2 separate regions of the Homo sapiens genome follow, and region 2 is linked to region 1. The links are chromatin contacts, found by POLR2A ChIA-PET in ENCODE. All regions are on one chromosome and are shown on one strand. Each heading gives the region's core, a stretch centred on a gene start or an enhancer-like site at or near the end of the contact. The rest is flanking DNA. Distances are from core to core; before and after follow the strand shown. Region 1 holds the start of SRSF7 (serine and arginine rich splicing factor 7). Region 2 has its middle 6.7 kb from the start of MOB1A.

Region 1 (2,700 bases), core at 103-2,602:
CTTACTTTCCATCCAGTCCTCGTACTGCATCTTCTGCATCTCTAGGATCTTCGAATTCCACAAAGGCAAATCCTGGAGGATTTCTCGCAATCCATACAGTTCTTAAAGGACCATAATAACTGAAAGCCCTTTCTAACTCTCCTTTGCCAGCGCCAGTTCCCAGGTTACCAACATACACCTTGGTTTCTGTTTAAAAACGCAAATAGAAGAATGCACGTTACGCAAAATCTGGCCCAAGTTTCAATTACTTATTTGCCTTAAAACGGGCCATCCTCAAGATTGGGTAAAGCACATTTAATGCCCTCTATCCAAGACAAAACTTAGTCGTAAAACTGGTGAAAGTCCGCAAATCCCTGAGAAACTAGACTTTTGACAAAATTCTTAACGTTCTAAATAATGCGGGGTGACCCTCCCGAACACAAGCAGAAACGCGTGGTAGGATACACCGAGGCGTGGGGCGGAACCTGGCCCGGCCCCACCCATGAGTCCCGGCAGCCCCGGGCGCACCGGGAGCGCGCGGGCCCGCAGCGGCAGCGGCGTCGGCGGCGGGAGGGCCTCGGTAGGGGCCGGGCCAGGAGAGCAGGGCTGCGCCGGCTCTCGTCCTCCGCGGCAAACGTCCCAGGCACAGGCTCGCCCAAGACTCCAGCTCCCCGCCCCAGAGCCATAAACCGCGCTGGAAATAACTAAAAAAAACCCAGCCGCCAGTCGCAGATTACGTCCCCATTCCCATTCCGCAATTTAACCGATTGTTTGACGAGAACATGCAGCTCACAGCTGCCAATTTCGTTCTATCTCAAACACAACCACGATCTTACAGCTGCGGCCAGATCTGTCCGCTGAAGTGGCGGGAAAGCGCTGAGGAAATGCGCCACCACGGTCCTCAATGTGCGCAAAATGGCAGCCGCCGCCGAGGGCGGGGGGGGAGGGGGGCCGGCGGGCAGCTCCGAGAAAGGCAACGCGAAAACCGTCATCTCAACCCTGCTTTAGGCTGGATTGGGCCACAAAAATGCCCAAGAGTACGGAACTCGGCAGAGATGTACACCCGCCATCCCGTCTCCCTTCAGCACCCCGCCTCCGCTGCCTCCGGCTTCGTCTGGCGTGCTCCTAAGCCGCCATTACGCACGCGGAATAACCGTCTCCCAACCTCCGCGACAACCCTACGGCCTCGCAGTGCTCACTACACCCACACCAACGTCCCTCACCGGACTCCAGCTTCTTACCTCCTCCGTACCGCCCGTAACGCGACATGATGACAGACCCGCGTGCTCGGCTCTTTAGCAAGCAGCGCCCAGGGCTCGAGTGACGCAAAAGCTGACACACACCTTCACCCGCCAAGAGTCCCGGCGGCACTACGAGGAAGAGCCCGGGTTCGCGTTTATATATGCGGCCGCTGCGCTTTGCGCATGCGTCATCTCGTTGTTCTGCGCGGCACAAAGGAGCTGGGCGGAAACAGCCAAGAAACGACGCGGAAGGAACTGAAGAGACTAACACGCGGGTCATGGGCGGAGGGATACGTTTCTATGGGAACGCCACGATCTCTCCAGTAAACCTGAGGCCTTCCCCATGCTGTCCCGCCCCCTCCTCTCCCCGTTTTCTACACCCTCCTTGTCTTCTTTCCCGTCTCCCTACCCTCTGCCTCCTTTCGTTTTTCCCCAGGCTAGGGACCCTCAGCCTTAACAATCTTAGTACGGATGCATTAGACCGGCCTATGAAAGGCTGTACAATTTAACCGCTGATGTTGCAGCCGTCGCGCCCTTCTGCTGGGGGACCTGGCCTAGTCAGCTACTCTGATCTTTGGGGCTCATCAGAGGTAATCGAAGGTTTGGCCATGGTGAAAAGTCCATGAACCCCGCCATTCTGAGTAGTGGTTTTTACACCATAGACCTTGACGCACCCTGGGACTGGTGGTAAAGCCTCCTGTCCTACACGCCCCCTCCAACTTCTTTTGAACCAGTCACCAGTTTGCACCACCACGGTCTGAGTTCTTGGAGTCTGAAAGACAAAGGAATAGAGCTGTGGGGTCCCGCTCCCCCCTCCCCCCTTTATATTGAAATTGTGACAAAACCCTGAATGTTTAAAGCATTTTGGCCAGTGACAATTTGGAAATTATTTGCATCTGAAGCTCAAAGTAACTGATTTGCTTTTCCTAATGCTTTCTGCTTTGTAACACGTGTGATCCACCAATACTCCGATCCTGAGGACTGGGACTCCTAAGTCATCTTTGTGTATCTCCACTCAGTGGAAATAGCAGCCTTGCTGCTCAGCCACTCAACAGTACCAAATAAATGCAAAACTTCTTTACATTAGAATTGCTCTAGACACCAACTACAAATAGAGAAAAAGTTCTTTTTTGCTAGAAACATAGACATTACATCGTAAATTCTTGGAATACACAAAAGTTGGAAATGTACATAAAAAAAGACATTTAGGTATTTGCATTTTTATCTTTTTCGTCTTTTGCAACTTCATTTGGTGAGTATAGGTGTGGAATGGAGAGTACAGGGAAAGCAGGCCTAGTTGGTGAATAAAGCATGGATTCTTTCCAGGTCATGCTATGATTTTATGCATATTTTTTACGTTGATTAAGTTATGGAGAGAATTAATCTCTCTCAGGAAGATCTCTAAGAAGAAAATAGAAGCTCTGTAGAGTATATGTGTTCTCCCTTAGTCTTGGTGATTTTTTTCTTAACAAGGTTCTTC
Region 2 (2,700 bases), core at 116-2,615, about 35 Mb after region 1:
CCAGGGGTGGTGGCTCACACCTGTAACCCCAGCATTTTGGGAGATTAAGCGGGGAGGATCCTTGAGCCTAGGAGTTCAAGATCAGCCTGGGAAACATAGGGAGACTCCATCTCTACAAAAAATACAAAAATTAGCCAGGTGTGGTGATGTGCCTGTAGTCCTAGCTACTCAAGAGGCTAAGGTGAGAGGATTGCTTGAGCCTGAGAGGTTGAGGATGCTGTGAGCTGTAATCAATCCACCGCACTCTAGCCAGGGTGATAGAGTAAGCCCCTGTCAAAAAAAAAAAAGCGAAGCAGTTAAGAGGTTATTGTATTTGTCTGAGTAGGAGATGGAGTTGACCTGGCCTAGGTCAATAGAGAGAGGTAGATGGAATTGAGATTTATTTTAGAGAAAAAAATACACAAGTCTCAATGAAGAGCTGGATGTGGAGTCAAGGCTGATTCCTGTGTCTTTGGCACAAGCAGCTGGTAGCTGGTTGTTCCCATTTACTGAGATGGAAAAGACTGGGTGGGAAGAAAGTAGCTTTAGGGGTACATCAGGGGTCTGTTTTGGATGCATTAACTCTGAAATGTTAGACTATATAGATATATACAGATTTGGAACTCAAAGAAGAGGCCTGGATGGATGGATATAAACTTGGGAGTTATCAGCATATAGATATTTACAGACATGGAAGTGCGTAAAATAGCTGAGGGGACGGTAAAGAGGAAGAGGTGCCAAAATGGAGCCTTGAGGATGTCTGATATATATATTTATAATATATATTTATATATACATATATATATATATTTTTTTTTTCGAGACAGTCTTGATCTGTCATCCAGGCTGGAGTGCAGTGGTGCGATCTTGGCTCACTGCAACCTCTACCTCCTGGGTTCAAGCAATTCTCGTACCTCAGCCTCCCGAGTAGCTGGGATTACAGGTACATGCCACCACGCCCAGCTAATTTTTGTATTCTTAGTGGAGATGGGTTTCACCATGTTGGCCAGGCTGGTCGTCTTGAACCTTTTTTTTTTTTCTTTTTTTTTTTGAGATGGAGTCTCGCTTTGTCACCCAGGCTGGAATGCAGTGGTGCCATCTCGGCTCACTGCAACCTCAGCCTCCCAGGTTCAAGCAATTCTCCTGCCTCAGCCTCCTGAGTAGCCGGGATTACAGACGCGCACCATGACGCCCGGCTAATTTTTGTATTTTTAGTAGAGACAGGGTTTCACCATGTTGGTCAGGGTGGTCTCAAACTCCTGACCTCGTGATCTGCCCGCTTTGGCCTCACAAAGTGGTGGGATTACAGGCATGAGCCACCGCGCCCGGCCCAGACTTCCGACATTTAAAGACCACAAGGGAAGAAACTTACAAAGGAGGTTGAGAAGAGGCAGTCAGAGAAACGGAAGGGAAACTAAGAGGGAGTATTACAAAAGCAAGAGAAGAGTGTTTAAGAATGATCTATTCGGCCGGGTGCGGTGGCTCACGCCGTAATCCCAGCACTTTGGGAGGCTGAGGAGGGCAGATCACAAGCTCAGGAGATCGAGACCATCCTGGTTAACACGGTGAAACCCCGTCTCTACTAAAAATAGAAAAAATTAGCCGGGTGTGTTGGTGGGCGCCTGTAGTCCCAGCTACACGGGAGGCTGAGGCAGGAGAATGGCGTGAGCCCGAGAGTCGGAGCTTGCAGTGAGCCGAGATCACACCACTGCACTCTAGCCTGGGCGACAGAGCGAGACTCCGTCTCAAAAAAAAAAAAAAAAAAAAAAAAAAAAAAAAAAAAAAGAATGATCTATTCAATGATCTTGAAAGTTCCTGTAAGAGGAGGACAGAAGGAGGAAGTTGATAAATGTGGTGACATTGGGAAAGTCCTCTGACAGCATTCTCATTGTCACGCTCCACGGCAGTGGTTCAGGAGTGAACACCCACAAAAGACATTGGTCTAGGGGGAGGGATTCAGGCAGGAATCAAGGGTACAGATGACAATCTATGTTGCCAGGCACGGCCTGTAGTTCTCTGACTACAGAGTAGCCTTCTCTGAAGGTGCATTTTTTTTTTTTTTGTGATAGAGTCTCGCTCTGTCGTCCAGGCTGGAGTGCAGTGGTGCGATATTAGCTCATTGCAACCTCTGCCCGATTCTCCTGTCTCAGCCTCCCGAGTAGCTGGGATTACAGGCACATGCCACCACACCCGGCTAATTTTTGCATTTTTAGTAGAGACAGGGTTTCACCATGTTGGCCAGGCTGGTCTCAAACTCCTGACCTCAGGAGATCTGCCCGCCTCGGCCTCCCAAAGTGCTGGGATTACAGGCGTGAGCCACCGTGCCTGGCCTGAAGGTGCACTTTTGAGTGAGATATGATGACAAAATTTTGGCTCATATTGTTGACAAAAATTTGCCTAATATTGTTTTCAACTGTGGAGAGACCCCAATCACCCTGAAGTTTTTTATTTTTTTGAGACAGAGTCTTGCTCTTGTCGCCCAGGCTGGAGTGTAAAGGCGCGATCTCGGCTCACTGCAACCTCTGCCTCCTGGATTCAAGCAATTCTCCCACCTCAGCCTCCTGAGTAGCTGGGATTACAGGCATGCACCACCACGCCCGGCTAAAGTAGAAATGGGGTTTAGTAGGAATGGGGTTTCACTATGTTGGCCAGGCCGGTCTTGAACTTCTGACCTCAGGCGATCTGCCCACTCGGCCTCCCAAAGTGCTGGGATTATAGGCA

Evidence for each region. ChIA-PET counts read pairs that join two places held with the same protein, here RNA polymerase II (POLR2A).
Region 2: POLR2A ChIA-PET joins it to region 1 with 14 read pairs in activated B cell. The contact joins the enhancer-like site here to the promoter of SRSF7 in region 1. POLR2A ChIA-PET finds 5 or more read pairs at or near these places in 2 of 52 experiments (AG04450 and activated B cell).

What each region holds. Positions count from the first base shown.
Region 1 is chr2:38,750,009-38,752,708 of GRCh38, forward strand. It overlaps SRSF7 (serine and arginine rich splicing factor 7), which reads right to left and starts at 1,353. Exons shown (of 8, transcript NM_001031684.3): 1 at 1,221-1,353; 2 at 6-186. The coding sequence starts at 1,248. RefSeq lists silencers at 438-627, 838-937 and an enhancer at 1,798-1,857.
Region 2 is chr2:74,184,231-74,186,930 of GRCh38, forward strand. No RefSeq gene overlaps it. Among named protein-coding and RNA genes, the nearest start is that of MOB1A, 6.7 kb to the left of the region's middle. Within about 2 kb of position 1,366, at least 14 of the 41 ENCODE cell types and tissues checked have a DNase peak (open chromatin) inside an H3K27ac peak, as active enhancers do.